Regions from separate parts of the Homo sapiens genome. Here region 1 is linked to region 2. A link is a loop called in an ENCODE intact Hi-C map of the cell type or tissue named here. Cell type or tissue: dorsolateral prefrontal cortex. All regions are shown on one strand. Each heading gives the region's core, and the rest is flanking DNA. Links, peaks and the distances in the headings are about the cores only. Region 1 has its middle 19 kb from the start of LINC03122. Region 2 overlaps ZSWIM6 (zinc finger SWIM-type containing 6).

Evidence for each region. A loop is a pair of places that touch in the nucleus more often than their neighbours do. Peaks named below come from ENCODE experiments on the same cell type or tissue, not always from the same donor. Only the 100,000 strongest peaks of a DNase experiment are listed, where the experiment ranks them.
Region 1: it touches region 2 in a loop (2.2-fold over the local background); 1 of 110 quality-filtered maps calls a loop at or near these places.

Annotation. Positions count from the first base shown.
Region 1 is chr5:61,613,659-61,623,723 of GRCh38, forward strand. No RefSeq gene overlaps it. Among named protein-coding and RNA genes, the nearest start is that of LINC03122, 19 kb to the right of the region's middle. In dorsolateral prefrontal cortex, for the core only: no CTCF peak of the experiment used is centred there; a DNase peak (open chromatin) is centred at 3,600; H3K27ac peaks cover 3,324 bases.
Region 2 is chr5:61,523,162-61,533,226 of GRCh38, forward strand. It overlaps ZSWIM6 (zinc finger SWIM-type containing 6), which reads left to right. Exons shown (of 14, transcript NM_020928.2): 6 at 2,639-2,815; 7 at 3,089-3,235; 8 at 6,891-7,037; 9 at 8,304-8,564. Among named protein-coding and RNA genes, the nearest start is that of LINC03122, 110 kb to the right of the region's middle. In dorsolateral prefrontal cortex, for the core only: no CTCF peak of the experiment used is centred there; no DNase peak of the experiment used is centred there; H3K27ac peaks cover 2,047 bases.

The sequences.
Region 1 (10,065 bases), core at 2,024-6,023, 90 kb after region 2:
GAGCTTGGGGTAGTCAAGTGTTCAGCATGAGGAAGACAGCCTTCCTGTACTCTCATTTGGCAATTTTTTTCTTTTGGTTTTCCCTATGTTCCAGACACTGTCCAATTCAGCTTTCTGTCCTCATCACCTGACACACAGAGTTCACCATCAATGAGCTCAGATAATCTTTAATACATTGTGATGAGCGCTATTGTTTATTCACTAGACAAATATTTATTCAGCATCTGCTTCATGGTCTTGCTGCGCCCTGGAGATCTAGGGGTGAAACGGGTCGAGTCTGTCCTCTCCCAGAGCTTAAGGTGCACTGAAAGGTATCGTGCAATTACACTAAGGCAAGAAACGTGCTATGATGGGGGAGGCCAGGGGATAGAAAGGGGGCACTTGGACTTGGGGTGGGGGACCAGGGAAATGTTGGGAAGGAGATGACACCTTAGCTAAATGAAGAGTGTGTGGCTGTGGCCAGGAATAGGGGTGAGGGGAAGAAGAGAGCAGCAGATCTGGAAGTAAGAGAGAAAACCGGATGCCTTTTAAGAATTGAAAATTCTGTGGTTGGAGAATGAGCTGTTGTAACAGATGAGGCTGAAGAGGTAGGGAGGGGTTGGGAATGACTTTCAAGGCCCTGGTAAGGGATCTGATGGTGGAAGGGAGCAGAGAGATCAGGTTTGCTTTTAAGACTGTGTCCTGGGGCTAAGCTGAAGGTGCCAAGAGTTGTTCTCTGCTCACTGCAACCTCTGCTTCCCAGGCTCAAGCGATCCTCCCACCTCAGCCTCCCTAGTAGCTGGGACTACAGGCATGCACAACCACACCCAGCTAATTTTTGTGGTTTTTAGAGAGATGGGGTTTTGCCATGTTGCCCAGGCTGGTCTTGAGCTCATGAGCAGAAGCCATCTGCCTGCCTTGGCCTCCCAAAGTGCTGGGATTATAGGCGTGAGCCACTGTGCCCAGCCACTTTTTCCACTTCTTACAGGAGCACATGCAGAGCTCAGCTGCTGTTTTGCTGTTTTCCTTTTAGAATCTTCAGTCTTCTGCAGCATAATTATACCGTAATTCATACAACTAGTCTCTTGTTGATGGAAAATTAGGTTGGTTCGTTTTTTACTATTATAAACCATGCCACTGGGAATCTATGGCCTCAGGGGAATTTCTAATAGTGGAATTTCTGGGTCAGAGGGGTTAAGAGACTCACCAATGTCTCCCAGCCAGTGAGTGGCAGAGCTGCTATTCCAATTCTGTTGGAAGGACTAGGTCCGTGGTCTTTCAACTCTGCTGTGCTGTGCCCTCCCAGGCTGAGCAACTGGGACCTTTGAATCTCAATGTTCTTCTCTTGTGGAGGGAGGACCAGCTGGCGGCAGGGGTTGGGAAGTCACTTGGAGAACTTCTTAAACATGCAGCTTGCTGCACCTTTGGCATCAGAATCTCTGGAGACAAGCTTGGAAACTGGCATCTTAAATTATGTCCCTGACACTTAAGCAGCCAGTTGATCTTGATCCTGAGTCCTGTACTGAAACCACTGGCCCCTTCTCAGAGATCTCCAGCTATAAATCTCAGGATTCAGAACAGTCAGTCCAAAAACAGCACTGCCTTCTGTATCAGTTCCTCCAGAAAGTCAGAGAAGGTGGGAATGAGGACCCCTCTCCCATGGCATCCTGTGACACCATGCTGCATAAAGAAGCTCAAATGCCCAAATGTTCCCCTATCTCATGGGCCAGGAGGTAGGAAGTTATGCTGTGGGCTGCCATCCTACTCTATCCCATCCCTCTGCCCCCTGGTAAGGCAGTGTGCTCATGCCTGGGCCAAATTCTTACCTGTGATTAACAGATCAGCAGTGGGCCTATTCAATGCCATATCTAGCACACACGAAGATGCCTTTGACCAGGAAACACTTCACTACAAGTAGAAAGAGTCCCAAGAAAGAGGTATTTCCTTCCCCTCAGCCTGGGAAGCCACTGCCTGGGTTGTCCCATCCCACACTGTTTACCTCTGGATTTACAGTCTACCAGCTCCATGTTGGAATCACCTGGGGCCAACTGGAAAAGTCCAGATGCTGAGCTCGCACCCAGAGATTCTGATTGAATTGGTCTGTGGGGGGGCCAGGGAAAAGTTCCCTCAAGTGACTCTAATGTTCAGCCAGCTTTGGGAACCATTGTGCTAGGTCTTGTGTCCCCTCTCTTGGGGCAAGGTGGGCTATAGCTTCCCTGGCTTCTGTGGGACTGGCCCAGCCTAGCACTGATGTGGGCATGGCCATGGCCCATAGGTCGCCTCCTGGGCAGGCAGACGACAGAATGGGGTCAGCTCTGAGACTCTGGCTGCTCCCAGAGCCTATTCTGGAGGAGGTGTGTCCGTGCAGACCAGGATGGCCCCCGGCTCCCTCAGTGCCCACATTACCTGCTAACACAGCTTGCACGCAGCTTGACCTCCATACTCACAGGCAACAACCCCTTTTCCTTTTCTGAAATTAGAAAATGTGTAACAAGCACTTGCATTTGTTCCTGTTCGCTACGGAGCAGTGTGATGCACCAGCAGTGTTGCTCATGATTTATGACTAAAAAAAGTGGTTAGGTGAAAAAGTAGATTTGTCCCCAGAGGGCTCTGTGAAGTGGCACTATTAATTTGGAAACATTAGCCACCATGTTCTGGGCACCCCTACCTTGACTTTGTGTCATAGATGATGACAGAAATAACAATCAATCGCTGAGTATGTGCCATCATGACCACCTCTCTCATCTCTCTAGACCTCCGTGTTTATCCATCTATAAAATAAAGAGTTGTGTTTTTTTGAGATTTTTCTGCTCTTGGTATCCTGTGCATCTCTGAAGGGTAATTAAGTCAACACTGATGATCCTTGGACTGCCCTTCTCATTGGAAGACTATTAGTCACAAATAGCATAAGAACTCAGGAAACGTTGAAGCTGAAAGTCAGAAATACTGACTTCTACTAGAAACATACTCAATTCAACCTTTTTGCCATCCCCAGTATGCCAAACAGAGAATGTGAGGGAAGATGCCTTCAAATGTGCATTTCTGGCCGGGTGCGGTGGCTCACACCTGTAATCCCAGCACTTTCGGAGGACGAGGTGGGTGAATCACTTGAGGTCAGGAGTTTGAGACAAGCCTGGCCAACATGATGAAACCCTGTCTCTACTAAAAATAGAAAAAATTAGCTGGGTGTGATGGCACGGCCTGTAATCCCGGCTACTCTGGAGACTGAGGCAGGAGAATAGCTTGAACCTGGGAGGTGGAGGTTGCATGAACCGAGATTGTGCCGCTGCACTCCAGCCTGGGTGACAGAGTGAGACTCCGTTTCAAAAATAAATAAATAAATGAAAATAAAAATAAATGTGCATTTTCACTACTCTGGAATGAGGAGTTTTTGCAAAGGAACAAGTGCCCCAAAGCCCCAGCTATCCAGGGGATATAGCGTTCCAAGAGGGGCTCCATGGAGCACAGGAGTCAGCCTCTACGTTTGGCAGCTGTGGGCCCTGGCTGAGAAAGAGGCTGAGGGGAGGCCTCTAGAGGAAAGGGGGAGTGCCCAACTGGCCAGGACATTTGTGTTCTGTAGCCCTTGAATAGATTTTTATCATGGGCTGGCTGGCTCTCTGCCCTCTCAAACCCCTGAGTGGCAGCTGAGCTGGGAACTCCATGCCTGTACACTCAGCTAGCTCCAGGCTGCTCTGGGGCTGATCCTGGGCTTAGAGGAGTGGGTGAGTAGCTCTCACTAGATCAGCACTGAGTCTGGCTGGGGGTCCGCTCTGGCCTTTCCTCCTGGCTTTGGCTCTGATCTCAATTAATGTGCTCTAAGCTGCAATTAATAGAGAACCTCACTGATATTGGTTCTAATAAAGAATACATATGATCTTACATAACTTGAAGATCCAGTTGGATAGATACCAGGCTTGGCTGCTTGTTAGAGTAATGACATAATGAAAGACCCATATTCTTTGTGCTTCGTCCCTCTGCCATCTTTGATATTAACTTCTTCATCTGGGTGGTAGCAAGATAGTTGTTGCTGTTCCAGGCATCACTTGTGGATGTGATGATATCCAAAGGAAGAAGAGAGACTGTCCCTTTCTCTGGCTTTCTCTTAAGAGGGAGGAAATTTCCTTTCACGTCTCATAGGCTCTGGTTCAGTCACATGTCCGTTGGGATTGCTTGATTGGCTTAGATTAAACATCTGTGGTAGAATGGATTGGAGGAGTCAACCCAATGTTTACCATTATTTCTAGTGTATCTGTTTTCTTGCTTGATAGTGTGAACTGGTTTTTTTCTTTTTTTTTTGGCTTGGTCATCTTCCTCTTTAGCTATTTGCCAATTATCTCTCTTTACCTTCCAATTCCATTGTTAAAAGCCCCCTCTGAACTTATTGCAGGTGGACACGCCAAATCTAGACTCTATGGAGTCCAGGAATGACAACAATCTCATCTTGTCCATTGTTCCTCTTGGCCTGATCCATCTACCTCCAATTCAGTCTTTTCTCCTGACCCACGCCCACTGACTTCAGGGAAGATGGAACTGAGCTGTTCCCAGTGGTAGAATTGTGAACAGCATACAGGAGAGACCCTCAAAGCCTAACCTGGGAGTCTCCCAGCAGGCAACCCTGTGGTTAGAGGAAGTTGTATTCTTCTGTGTATACATGTGCATGCATGCAGATACATGTGTGAGCATGCACACAGTGAGCATGGGCTGTGGTGTGCACCCAATTAGACCCAACTGGACCTGTGTACACACCTATCTTCTTTGTCATGCCTGGCTTTGTTGGTCTCCCAGATTCCCAGGCAACTCTTGCTACATTCTACAAAGGTTTTGGGGTTGCTCTTTTAAGAAATGAAATTGCCTTCCAGATGCTTCTTTCACTTATTTTTTTCCTCCACTTGACAGAACTGCCTAAACTTCCCATTCAGGGGCTCTAAAGAGAAGTGTATCATTTCATGCTCCCTTGTTTAGCTTTTCCAAATCTAAAGCCAAAGCTGCCACAGCCACTGATTAACAGAAATCAAAAGCAAAGGCTGGGCTTTTGATGGGAAAAATGCTACATTAGAGAGGGCTGGTTGTTTTACAATTGCAGGGTAAGGTCCATAATATTACCCACCACTGAATGGCCATTAGATTGCAAATTACTGGTCACTTTGCTGGACGGCTCAGTCATCCTGTAATCATGATCATAATATCCCCCTGTAATGGTCAAGCCCAGGCACCTACCAGGAGTCTGGTTGCTGAGGCGCCAAATTGCTGGGCTGTGTACAGTAATGATTATCGCAGCAGGACAGAAGAAAAGCTGCCCCGAAGTCCTGGGTGTGTGGCATTCTGTCCTAGTTCCCCATTAGAAAACAGAAGGGCTGATGAGAATTACTCTAATGTTCCCTCTCTCCAGTGTTCTACTCATTGGGGGTCTAACTTTGTGTGGCTATCAGGTTCACATGGTGTCTTGGGCCAGCTGAGTTGTGAGCTCTGGGCTGACAAGTAGAAAAGGAAGGTTATTATTTTATTCCTAGCCTTTTGCTGTGGTGAATTGTGCCTGTGTGTGTATGTGTGTGCACACCCACATGTGTGTCTCTGGTGATGAGCATTGGCCATGAAACACACAGACTGCTTCAAAGTTATTAAGATGTGTGTGCATGTGTATGACAGAACATACAGGGAAGCCTGTAACTTTTCTATATTTTTAACTTGGGTCCTGGTTTCATATCTTACATGTATGTTATATGTATCCTTTTGTGGTACAAATATGAAAAAGAAAAAGAAGATGCAAAGCTGATGGAGGGATGAGCTCTTAGCTCAACACTTGGCTGATCTAAGGGTCCCACAGGAAGCAGACGGCATGCTCCACGGGGCAGCTGGGGAGAGTTAGGCCTCCTAACAGAGGCATGGGCAGGGTCAAGGGCAAACAACAGGGGCGGGTGACAGGAAGAGGCCTCAGTTACTCCCAGGCCCAGGAGTCAAGGGGAGGGAGCTGAGCCTGAAGAAAAGGCTTCTGGGGGAAATAGGGAACCTGACTTCACTGTCCTTTTGCCCTCCTTTCTCTTATTACTGCCTTCTCTTGGCCAAACCCAACCAGAAGCCAGAGGGCAAGGGAGCCCCTGGGTACTTTCTACAAAGGGAGAGCAGGCGAGGAAGGTGCCGGGGGATGTAGAGAGGGGTGTGGACATAGCCAGCACTCAGCCCAGCATGTATTTGTTAATGGGGTGTCTAGCCATCGGCTGGCAGGAAGGGACTCTTGGGCCCTGCCTGGATTGGGTTTCTAAGGTCTGCTGTCTGGGAGTTACCGTGGCAGGCTATAGACGTGCCCTGCCTGCTGTGCCCACATACTTGGTCCATGGGGACAGTGATTCCTCAGCATACACCCAGCTTCAGTTCCTGCCCAGCACTTTGGCTGCCGTGCCTGTGGCTTCTGGGTTCCAAGAAATGATATGAGATGTCTCCCTGGCAGTGAGTGCCTTGAGCCAGACCTGGGATTAGAGGAGAGGAGGTGCTTTGGATAGGAGCTGGGGGGCACAGTGGGTGAGTGGAGGAGTCTCCCACAGGCTCAGAACCTGGTCGCAAGCCTTCCCAATGGCTTGCAAGGAGGCTGTAGACAGGCCCTCGTCTGTGTTTCCCTGCTCTTTCTAATTTGGTAGACATCGTGTCCTGCATAATTTTGTAAGGAACTGCATACTCCTCGCCAACCCTCCTTGCCAGCACAGGGGAATGCTAGCTGAGAAGGGAGTGTAAGGTTGGCATGACTTCAGTTCCCCCAGAAAAATACCATTCCCTGCCCTGAGAACCTGCTTGTCAAAAGCTTTTAGCAAGGCTGAACTAGTGACAGGAAAGGACTCAGATGGCTTTCTGTATAAATAAAAAGAGTAAGGAAAATAGCAAATGCTAATTGTGTGCCTACTCTACCCTAGGTGAGCTCTAAATGCTTTACCTATGTTATTTTGTTTGATCCTCATGACAACTCTATGAACCAGGTACTAAAGCTATCCCCACTTTTCAGATGAGGAAACTGAGGCACAGAGAGATTAAATTACTTGCCCAGTGTCACACAGGTGGTAAACAGTAGAGCTAGGATTCAAACTTGGGCAGGCCGGCTGCAGAATTATGCTCTGTCCCCTTTTCCTTCTTGGCTAACTTCTCCTTAGTAGGTGCCAAGAGACGGGATGTTCCTAAATCTGAACTGAGTGTAGAGCTGGAAAGAGCTTTGAGATTCATTTAGTCTTGTCTTTGTGTTCTTACAGAGGGGGAAACTGAGGGTTCCAGGGGTTCAGTGATTGGGTCTCCAGATCCCTGCTCTGGAAACACTGGGCAGCTGAAAGGTGGCCAGCTGTGCCTGGTGATATTCTGGCAATTTTCCTAGCTTTGTTTACCAAGTAAATTTCTTTGAAGCAAAGTTCCTTTTATCCAAGAAGCAATGTGACCTCCAATCTTGTTTTCATAAAACGTCTCTGACGTTAGCCACATGAGGCAAAAGCCCTGGAGGTGTTTGTGTTGCCCTTCTGCTCCCTGAATCTGATGCTGTCTCTGTTTCTACTGTGAATAACAGTCAAGCATCAGGCCGTGGGGAGCCTGGGGGCCAGGTGAGCTGGGCATGCTGGGGCACAGATAAAAGGAGATCGTTCATCAATTTCCAGGGGGTTCAGGGGCACCTGAAGCATCTTTGTCTACAGAGGTCCTCGGCCCACCCTGCCAAGTGGCTGTCACAAAGAACAGAGTGTCTTGGGCCATGTGACCATGGGGGAGGGTGCCCAGGCCTCCGAGGGGGCTGCCAGCTTCTGAGCTGTTGATTCCATGACTATCGGATCCAGCGCTACAGAGAAAGGGCAGCATTCTTCCTGCAGAGGCTTGGTCCAAATGGCCCCATGGCTTTCTTTTCTCCGGGATCAGCAAGGCTACTGTTGAGAGGGACAATCGAGGTTGTTGTCCTGGCCTGGCCCAGAGACACTGCTGCCAGATGCAGAGCTGGCTCCCTGGGGCCATCCTTGCCACACCTGCCCTCCAGATCACTGGGTGCTCATGGGCCAGTGCCATACGGGAGCTCTGTGCCTTCCCACCTCCTGGCAGCTGAGGCCTGGAAGGGCAGATATCCCCTGGTCTAACCCAGACAGTCCAGGGGCTAGTGAAGAAGACCCCCACTCCTCCCATGTGCCCAGTGTATTTTAGTTCTCCTCTTGGATACATTAGAATTAAGACAGAGGTATTCTATGCCTCAAGGAGAAATTTTGTGCTACATTGGAGGACGGTCATTTACCCTTGTTTTCCAAATAGTGCACTCTCAAAGGGGTAAGTGTGTCATCCTTGTAGCGTAAGTGACAAAACAGATAGAGCTTGGTCTCTTAGGGTAAGGAACTGCTATCTTTCCATTTTATGGATGCTCTTTTTTTAGTCCTTGCTCATGACTGTTTTGAGAAGGCTAAACATGGCCTGGACAACATCTACTCTTGGTATAGGGGCAAATGCTTTTTCAAGTTACAGGGAATGAGTGAGAGATCTCAGGCCTGGGTTTGGTAACTGGGGGGAGAAATAGAGAAGAGGTATCAGGAACTGCTTTGGTACAAGGCATTTTAGTGTTTGGTCAAGGGATCCAAGAATTCCTAAATCCTGTCCCAGAATGGCCACTGTCCCCTCAAATGATTTTCTGTTCATCCGTATAGGTCAGGGTTGAGCAGGAAACAGATGACACATTCAAACTGAGTAATCGGAGGAGATTTTTGCAAAAGGATGACTTGTAAAAGTGTGGGTAGGATTTAGGGAAATGAACAAAAGACAGTGCAGTATCCTGAGCTAACAACAGTGGGGCACCATTACCACTTCTAGGCCTGCAGGGCCCAGGGGGGATGTAGTTCCTGCATGCTGGAGAGAGAGATGCAGCTCTGGAAGACAGCCTACCAATAGCAGCCATGGCCTGTGGAGGAGGAGAGCAGCCAATCAACCATGATCTGGCCAGGAGGGATCCAGGGTAATCAACCTCATTCTCCTCCCATGCTGCCATTGGCCAGTTCCTCTCATGGGCCAAACCCATCCAAAGCCAGAGAGAGAGTGAGCATGTCGATGTAGCCCATAGGGTCACCTTCCTGAGGCACAAAGCAAGGTGGACAAGGGTGGAGAGCACATTTAGAGGGCCGGGTGGGGTAAAAGGAATGTATCCAGCACATCTTCATGTCACCTGAATCCCATCATATTTCTAACTCCCAGCAAATACTAATATAAACACCCTAAATAGCAGGCACATTTGTAGTTTGTGTCATCTCTTCTCAATAATTTTGACTTCTTATTCTCATATTATTTGTCTACTAATGATTTTCATAAACATGATTTACATTTTACCATTGTATTAAACACATGAAAAGGTTGTTATATCTCTCAGAATTATTGGACTTTAGTGCCTAATTTAGTGGCTCACAGCTGGGAACAATTTGCCCCCCCCGCTCTGCAGGGAACATTTCTCAGTGTTTGGAGACATTTTTGGGAAGGGTGCTACTCACTTGGTACACAGAGGCCAGGCCAGTATCCTACAATGCACAGCATAGCCCCCAAATGACAGAATTATCTGGTGCCATTGTTAAAGTGCTGAGGTTGAGAAACATTGCTCTTAGTGGAGAAAGGTTTGGGCTCTGCTAAAGGGAATCAGAGAACAAGTGAAAGGAGAGATGGACTTCTGTGTTTTTTGTTTTGTTTGGGCAGGGGGAGCCTATCTCAGAGGAAGTTTCCATACTCCGTCTTTGGGGAGGATGGCTCCTTTTTGGGCCCAGCTGGGCTCTTTGGGCTCAATCCCTGGGCATCCTGGTATCAGTTGGACTGCAGGATTGAGCATCTGAAAAGCCAGACTGGGAGCTCTTGCGGGGAACATCTCGGGCCATGTAGATGACATTCTTAGCTTGCCTGCCCTTTGTGGCTGCTGGAAGTGGTACAGCACACTCTAAAGAACTATTTCAAGATGGTTCAGCCAGACCCACAAGGTCTGGCAGAGTTCTTGCCTTTCCCAGGCTTTGGGGTTCTCTGCATTTCAGTTCAGAGCTCTTAGAATGTTAATAAGTAGGGACTTAAAAAAAGTCCTGAAATAGTTCTCAGGACACGAAGAAAATGTCCTAGCTC
Region 2 (10,065 bases), core at 2,560-6,559:
CTGGTGTTCATACCTGTAGTGCCCTTCCCTGTAAAGCTCAGCTGGCTCCCCAGGGTAGAGCTTGTGGTGGCCAATAGAGTCCAGCAGCTGTGCCATTGCAGCTGGACTGAGTGTGCACACAGTATAGGCCATGGACGGAATTTCTTGTGTTTACACATTAGAGTGCATGTGAAGGGCTTATCCAGGCTCTGCCTCTGCTGAGGTAATTTTTTAGAATTAATGAATAACAACATTGCAATCTATACCCTTTGAAAGAGAATAATTTTTTAATATACCAAAAGTATAGCCAATTTTATAATTTTTTTAGTAGAAGAACAAAAATATCTCCTTTTTACTTAATTTCCCAAGTTTTCCTTAATCAGCATGTATTACTATTTTGTGTACTTTATGAAAAATTCTTACAAATATGTGTATTTATCATTTAAAAAAATTGCTCAAGATAATTATTTCCCTTTTTTCAATCTTACTGCACAATTGAATAGCCACTGACATTCAAGATTTTAAAAAGTTGACTAATTTTGATACCTAGTCAAACCAAATTTTTAATTGTATATCTTCTATGTCCAGCTACATACTTAATTTTATGTGTTTCCCATATTATTACAGGACTTGTCATTTAAATTTCATTTCATGAGTATTTAGCCTCTTTTGTTGTCATTGGTTTTATTAGAGCTAACCATGTTAAAAGCCTAGTGTGTGTACGCAACATTTCTCTACACTTATATAGTCACATATAAACATGTGAAAGGTTCAGGTATCTATTAATGTTTTATAAAAATGGAATCATGTTAACAGCTTGCTATTTGAGCCAAATCAATAGGCAGACCTCTAACTCACTCTTTTAATACATGCATAATACTAAGTTGCTCTTTTAAAGTCTCGTTTTAGTTTTAAATTTTGTTTCTATGATTTCAGCTTAACAAAATAAATGAAATGACAAAAGATACTTACATGAGGCTAAAAAACACTTATGTGAGGCTTGGACTTTGAAACATTTGATCAATTGACTGTGAGAGGTCACGGAACCAATTTCTTGCTGGGCATGGGTATGTTTATTCTGCTCAGCAAAAAGCCCCAATAGATTCAAAACGTCCTTAAATGTAGGACTTTGCCTTCTCCCTTGCAGTTTCACTATCCATCCACCTCTAGTGAGGAGTCTGGGTGGGAGCCATAACAGATCATCATTATTTATGCCTCTCAAATGATCTATCACACATGCATTTTGATATGTCTACCATTCAGGTACAGATAGCTAAGTTGACCTGAGACCAAACTGAAGTAATGTCTCTTTGTTAAAGACTTGTCAAAAGCCTTTCCAAACCAGCTGAAGTAGCTGAATTTTCAGTAAGGATATCTGTGTTTTAATCTCCACTGTCACTGCCTGATGGTGTGACCTTGGCAAGTCACTTTACTTCCCTTGCTTTTCAGTTCCATCAGCAGAGTAAAGGGGTTGGCGTAGATGAGTTCTCCAGTCTCTTCTTCTCAATTCAGTTGTCCTTTGATTTTTGTGTTTTCCCTTATGTCTGTGCTCAGCCAAAGGTCCGGTGACAGGAAAATGAAATCTTACCAATTAAGGAAGCTCTAGATTTTGCTTCTCATTTAATTAAGTCTCAGAACAATGAGAGGTTATATTTGAACTAGGTTAAGTACACATAAATAAAAATAGTTTGTTAACCTGATTTCCAGTTGAGGATTGCTAAAGTTTGTGCCACAGTTGAAGGTAAGTTTAGAGTGGGAACCCAAGGGGTGGGTGTGCAGGTAGAATTTGAACCATATAATCCTTAGGAATTGAATAATCCCAGGAGTTGAGGTGAGAATATCCTTTATTCCCCAAACATTTCTTTTCTCCGTCAGGTCCTGAAACTTGAACCCTCTTCGGAGTGTATGGCTCTGCTCTTTTGTGATGCCCTGGCATACACTATGCTGGGGACATCACACCAGTCATGGAACCTGCCCAGGAGTCAGGAGGCAGCCTGTAGGGGCAAGGTAAGTGCGCTGGTTTGTTTTGTAGCTATGTTGTGTGGCTTTGTGAAATGTTAAATATATGCATTTATGCCCTTTGGGATATAAAGTGATATTTAAGCATTATATCCCAAGAAGCATAATAGTTTTAATTGTGCAAAACCGCACAATATAGTTAAAAAATACAACCAAAAGCACAACCCTTATGCATATCTTTAAAGGCTGACTGCATAATCCTGAAAGGTTCCATGGCTGGTGTCGCATCTCTTGCATAGTGTTTGTGAGAGCTGTTGATCCCATAAGGGCAGCCCACCACAGCACCTCAGAAGTGGGGAGCAGTGAGTTTTCCTGTGACTTTTGTGCTGAGTGGCTCCTTTGAGTGTATTTGGCATGGAAACTAGACTTGACAATTCTTTTTGCAGGACGCCTTTAACCTTAGCTTTAATGGCTGCAGAATGTTTGTGTTTGATAAACAAGTGAGTGAATGGTGGCTCTTGGGCTGACCTGCCTCTTAGTACTTAGGATGTGAGAGTATTCACCCTTCACCCTTCTGCTTAGGGGGTGCAGGACAATGTGTGTGGGTGTGTTCATGAACATCTGGCCACAGAATGGTATGACTGATTTATTCACATGTGAATAATAGCTGACACGGCTTTCTGAATTGTGGAAAAAACAGATTCATCGAACAGGCCACATCGGACAGTGTTCACCCGAGCCATCGAGGCATGCGATCTCCACTGGCAGGATAGCCACTTGCAGCACATTATCAGCAGTGACCTATACACCAACTACTGTTACCATGACGACACTGAAAACTCCCTCTTCGACTCCCGCGGGTGGCCCCTCTGGCATGGTAAGTGACCAAACCGGAAAGACATTTCCATGACTTACTTCTTTGTTTAGTTTCTATAGCATTACTGGAATGGGAGGTGGAGAACTGAAGGATTCAATGGGAGATGGATGAATGCTTGGCAATAGGAGCTGAGATTTTCATTCAAATCCAAGTTCAGGAATGGTTTCTTGTGTCTTTTTAATAGTATTTTGGGAGAAACATCTTACTATTAAATTCTTTTTTTATGGATATATCTGACAGTGGCAACTTTACCCCCTTGACTTTCTGTTTTAGAACATGTTCCTACAGCCTGTGCAAGAGTGGACGCATTACGTTCTCATGGGTACCCCAGAGAAGCACTGAGACTAGCAATAGCTATTGTTAATACATTAAGACGACAGCAGCAGAAACAGTTGGAAATGTTCCGAACCCAAAAAAAAGGTGAATGTGAAGGAGTTTGTTTCCATTGGAATGGGATTCTTAGTGATGACATTACTAGGTTTTGTGTTCTGGGAGAGATGGCTTTTAGAACTAAAACCATAGATGATGGCTTTACTCGCCATTCATTTAAAATAATGGCTGATCTGTGAGAAATTTGGGGCATCTTTTTCTTAGTTGAATGTTGTAAGCAAAGATTTTTTTTTTTAATCTCTCAGGTTAGTTACTTTTTTAAGGGGGATAATTTTCTTTATTGTTTTAATGACTATTTAGTATGTCTAAATTATTTAAAATGCATGTTAGCTAAATGCCTTATTTTGTGGAAGTGCATTTTAATTCTAACAATAAGGACACAGCCTATGCTTGAATCCCGGCAATCCTAACGTCCCAAATGGGTGCCTTAGGCAATCAGTTGACGTCTCTGTGATTTTGAATTCTCTTCTGTGCAATGAGGCTCAGTAGAGGGCCTATCTCTTAGAGTTGTTGAGAAGATTAAACCAAGTTAATTTCTGTAAAGCACTTAAAGCAAAGCTTGGCACAATGTGTAAGCATTCTAAAACTTTTTAGCTGTAATAATTTGTACATCAGGACATGTTACTATATTTACTTAAAGTGACCAGAATAGAACTGGATTTTTCAAATTCTGTAAATGACATTTGATGAGCTGTCAGCTGAAAGAACACATTTAACTTCTCTTTATCTCAGTTTATTAATCTTTTAAATTTTGAATAACTATTACTGAGTAATAGTAATTGCAAAGGGTTGAATTACATGCACAAGACCCTGATCAGATAAAGAAATGTATATGCTTTTTCTGATTAATCCATGTACATCTTGTTCCTTCTATAGGTATAAATTTTATTTTTATGTTTCTTTAGCAGGTTCGTTTTCACTCTGTGATTTTATTTTTCATTAAGAGGGATAGTTTTAGTTGCTGGGTTTTTGTTTTGGTTTTGGTTTTGGTTATATTTTTGTTTTTAATGCTTGGGTGATTATACACATACTAGAGTATAACTAAAAATTATTAAAAGGCTAGAGGTTGGAGCAAGTGTCTATTGTAACTTTTAACAGTGAAAAAAAGTCAAAAGTTACAGTTGAACCAAAGGAAGAGGGAAGCTCAGATGGGATTGGAATGTGAGAGCCCCGATTGTCGTGACTTTGTCCAGTTCATGATGTTCTTCATATCATCACTGGTGTGTGCAAAATACATTGCTAGGTACTTTGGAAAATTTTTCTGAAATCCTTCTTCCTTCAACACATACACAGTCTATGGTGAAAGGAATTTATTTCTGAATAGTATAAAGGATAATATTCAAACAAAGAGTGCAGGACTTGTTATACTGTGCAAAAAGAGAGCCAGTTCGTGATGATCATCTGATTTTTAAAAAAAATCATATTATACATTTTATGAATAAATGTTGACTTTTAAAATTTGTTTAAAATGTTGTAATAAAAAAGGAAAGTGTAAAAATGTTAGTTAGTTTCCTAACTAACTAATGTTCCTAAACATGTTTACATTTAGGTAAGTTACAGAATATGTTAACTTAGACTCCTTTGATTGTCTTTGAGATAATTCTGTAACCTTTAGGTCTAGACCATTCTTAGACCCATTTCTCTTTTATCTTGCAAGCTATGAAAACTTTTATTTCCAACCATTCTTAGGTATTGCTAGGATTACATGTCTATACCTATGTCTTTCCCTACTTTATTTTTGGTAATTGTTTTTCCGTATTTTAAAAATAGGCTTTTCCATAGCTGTTACAAGTCTAAAGTACCATAACAGCTACTTGTTATGGGCCAAGATTAGTAAATGGAATATCTTATACATTTTCAAAATTATTTGGCATGATGTGTTAGCTTATTGATTCTGAAAAAAAACAGATTTATTTGATTTATTTTTGATTTCTCATATTTCCTCAGTTTCTATCACTTGACAATATATTTGTTTATATAAGCACAGCATTTCCTTTAGCCCCATCCATATATACATACACATATATATACATATATATATGTGTGTGTATATGTATATATGCAAACATATTTATTTGGTTGTTTCCAGGAGTAGTGCTCATGTTTCTTTTTTCCTACTAATTATGTTTATGAAAGCCAGCAACAGAAATTGAATATAAGGACCTTTTCAAGGAATCTAGGACTCGACTTAAATTTCAATACATTGTGCCAAACCGTTTTTCCTCTTTTTTTTTTTTTTGACATGGAGTCTCGCCCTGTCCCCCAGGCTGGAGTGCAGTGGCGCAATCTCGGCTTACTGCAGCCTCTGCATCCTGGGTTCAAGCGATTCTCCTGCCTCAACCTCCCGAGTAGCTGGGATTATAGGCACCCACCACCACGGCCAGCTAATTTTTGTATTTTTAGTACAGACGGGGTTTCACCATGTTGGCCAGGCTGGTCTCGAACTCCTGACCTCGGGTGATCCACCCGCTTCAGCATCCCAGAGTGCTGAGATTACAGGCGTGAGCCACCACGCTGGCCTGTCTTTCATTTTTATGTACTGATAGTTGATTGCTTAAAACCAGAAGACTTGTGAAGGAACATTGGATTCATGGAATGGCTCTTCAGATATTTACATGGCAATATTTTTCTTGTATATTTTATATTGTATGTAAATTTTATTATGTTTTCCTTTAAGAAGGAGCTACTAAAATTGGCCGGGCGTGATGGCACTTGCCTGTAAATCCCAGCTACTTGGGGCTGAGGCAAGAGAATCGCTTGAACCCGGGAGGTGGAGGTTGCAGTGAGCCAAGATCGCACCATTGCACTCCAGGCCGGGCAACAAGAGTGAAACTCCATCTCAAAAAAATGAAAAGAAGGAGCTACTATTATTTATTACTTTAGTAAACACTTAGATGTAAAATACTGCATTATTTACAACAATGGAATATATCTTAAACATAGCTTTTTTTCCCAGCATTCTGCGGTTTAACTTGAAAGCATTATATTCTGTGAAGAAAATGAAAAGGATTATTTCGTTCAAATTATATATAATCGTCTATTATCATTCCCCTTTATGGCAAAGGTTCTCTCTTAAATGGCTTACAGATTCACACTAAGGAAGATTTTCATAAGGTGATGGGGGTAATTTAAGGATATTCATGTGGGAATACAAGTCTAACCCAAGCTACAGCTGCCTTCAAGTCCTCAATTTACATGACCCAGTTAACACTGATTTAGAGAGGTCTCTTCTGCATATCGTGGTAGAGTTACCAATTGATAATTCCAGTGGGACTTCTTAGTCCTCTCTAATGCCCCCTCCTAGGGAAGTGGGGGAGTTGTTCCTAATTTCTCAAAAGAAAATTTGGAATTCATTTTTCCCTATACAACATAATTTAATAGTGTAAGTAGTAATGTTGACTCAGTACCCTAGACACATGAATTAAATAGATGTTTGGGAGCTGTCCTGGAAATTCAGTACCATTTATATTGACTTACAGATGAACCTTTAGAACTCAAAATAGTTGACAAGTTGGGGATTATGGTACCTTTTGATTGGTTTCTTAATTAAAAGAGAATTTCGAACAGAATTCAGAACTGGTTTATCAGGATGCTGCTATTAAATGGTAAAGCCTCTGTTTTCCCCACTTCTTTCCCTTCATCTCCCTTCTACTCCCCCATTTCTCAATTCCCTTTCCTTACACAGAGCTACCCCATAAAAACATAACCTCGATAACCAATCTGGAGGGCTGGGTTGGACATCCCCTGGACCCTGTGGGCACTCTCTTCAGTAGCCTTATGGAAGCCTGCCGCATTGATGATGAGAACCTCTCTGGGTTCTCAGATTTTACAGGTAAAACCATTGACATTTGTCTCATGTGCTTTTCTTTTTCTAAACCCTGAATGGCAGTAGTCATTGTTTTTCTTTACATTATGTTTTATGGAACCATGTAGTTAACAGCACCTTTGGTTAGCAAGAGAGCAAGAAAATGGGCACTGTCATGCTTTCACGCAGGCTGCTACAAAACTGGGAAAAGTCTTAGAGTTGATAGTTGGCAGCCTGTTTCGAGAATCTTAAAAATATTTATTCTCTTCTAACCAGTGATTCTGTATCTACGAATTTATCCACATTTATGACTACTTCTTAGCATAAAGTTATAAAATAAAGATGTACATCTTAGCATTTAGAACTAGAAAATCTAGTTTAGGTGCTTTTCAAATTTGTCTTTGCATTGAAAGTGACTTGTCACTTAAATATTTTAGTCTACTTTAAGGGGGAGTATTAAATGTCATTTAAAACTGTTTTATATCATACATTCCTTGAAAGCTGTGTTTTGAGATTTCACTTTGGCCCATTGAAACTTAAGAATCTTGACTAAAAAGACTGCCCAAGGGCAGTGGGTGGAGGTAAGGCAGGGAGTAACGATGTCCCTTTGTTGCTTCCATGGCTGGATGAGCTCAAGTCTTGCCCCTTCATAATTTGCCCTGTGATAGTTGCCTTCATGGACTGTGGGTAACCCAGACACTGTCAGGAGGGTGAAAGGCATGAGTCTGAATTCACTTTCCTTGGGAGTTTGATGGTTGAAGTTTGTTATAATTTATAATAGAAGCACTTTAATGGAGACAAGAGAATGTTCAAAGAATCATTCCTCTTGTGATAACTGATGACTCTTGGATAATAAAAAGGACTTGAAATTGGGTTATATATGTTATGTTCCCTACTGTTTTTATTATGGAAACGTTTTGAATGCCAGGATTTAAAAAGTGGTGAGTGCAAGTCATCGTGTAATTTTACTATTGTGTAATTAAATTTTGTTTTTCTCTTAAGTATTCTTAGTTCATATTTTCTTAGATTTATAGTTTTCTTTGGTGATTTATTTTCAAGGGAGAAAAGTATTTGTAATGTTATATCCCCCAAAACGTAAACATTTAATCATTCATGGTCATTTTTAAAAAGATACTGGAAGACTGCACTTTAGCCTAAAAAACATGTTTTCTGGCTTTCTCAGCATTAATCCATAATTCATTTGCTTGTACGGGGAAGTATAAATATTTGTACTTATCATATCATCTGCAAAAGTAGTTTCTGAGCTCTGATTTCTTTTGTGGCATTTTGCAGAGAATATGGGACAGTGCAAGTCTCTGGAATACCAGCATCTACCTGCACACAAATTCTTAGAAGAAGGGGAATCCTATTTAACGCTGGCTGTGGAAGTAGCCCTGATAGGGCTAGGACAGCAGCGTATCATGCCTGATGGGCTGTACACACAAGAGAAAGTTTGCCGGAATGAGGAGCAGCTCATTTCTAAGCTTCAGGAAATTGAATTGGATGACACACTGGTGAAAATTTTTCGCAAGCAAGCAGTCTTCCTATTAGAAGGTAGCCTGATACAGAAGTTTTCCACTTATTTAGCCAATTTGACTTAGGTGCTAATCTTTCTTATGTTAAAAGTGCTATCTGAATGCATTTAATATGGTAGTTATCCTGATTGCTATAGTCATGGGGTATCAAAGACATGTTCGCTGTCTAAAAAATAGTGTCACTGAATAAAAAAGCATGGATGTTTAGATTTGTATCATTTGATTTAGGTGGTTATATATGATAGCCTATTACAAAACAGCTGCATTTAATGCCTCAAACCTTGAAAAGAACCTATTTCATTCAGACTGTGTTGTTCCTGAGATAAATGCAATTTTGATATTTAGTGCATTATTATTGGCAGGCATGTTCCTATTTCCTTGATCAATTAAATAATAAAACAGTAATTGGCTGGCCTTCCTCCAAATTATTGGCGGTTACATGACACCTGGGTTTTGAATGTGTCATACGCACACGCTAACAAACGACTGAGGGCTGTGCGAGTGAATTTCTGCTGCACCAACTAGTTATTTCAGAGGATTCATTAGGCACAGATTCATCAAGGAAAAGGTTTCATAGAATCTGAGGCACGGTCTAATTTCCTTCTTCTCATAAAGTTAAGTTTTAAAGGGCCTAACAAATTTTGGCTGACACTATTTTTCAGATTTTTTCCCCTCTGAAAAGGTAAATGTAATTCATGTGGTAGTGTGATCTTTCGTGCAAATTTAGGTGGTGTGTAACTATTGCTTCTGTCTCTCAAGTATATGTGTGTTATTAGTGTGTTATTATGGGATTCTCTGTGATTGATAGCCTCATAAAGTATGTTATATTCATCTTATGTTCAGAACTACTACATATAGGGAAGGGATTTAGATTTTCAGCACCCCTTTTATTTGTCCAAAGCAAAAGATCTACTTAAAAGAAAACATTTTCTTCAAACATACTTTACTTTTATATGTTTTAGAAATGCATTTTAAAGGGAAAATGCTCTTCAGGTAAACCTTCTTAATAGCATGCTTAATTTTGGTAAAAATTCCCAGTGGTAATTTTTTGAAGCACTCTCCTGAACCTGTTTTTTTCCCTGTAAAGATAAAAAGCCCATCTTGACACTTGACAAATTTCAAGAGTGATCCTGATTCTTCAGTTACTGTTTTCTTTCAGTTTTCTCCCATATAATTCCTTATGCTATAAGCAATGTCATTAGTCACAAGCATTTTTTAAATGCTTTCTGTCACTGACTATACTGACTTTTGATTTCTCTTATACTGAAGTTTAGAAAGAAGATCTGTGATTTTCAAAGTTGATAGTGTGTGGTATCTGTATTTACCTTCCTAAATATGTCTCCATGTCCATTTTTCATGAATATTTTTGAACTTTGCCCTAGTCTTGATTCGTCCATCCCTCCCGTCAAACATTTTTATGAGTACTGTGCCTGAGAAGGAGCATTGTTGACTCATCTCTGCCTCTTCTCCTTTCCTGGCCCTGCAAGGCCCACAAAGAGTGAATAGGTGCAGGACAGGAG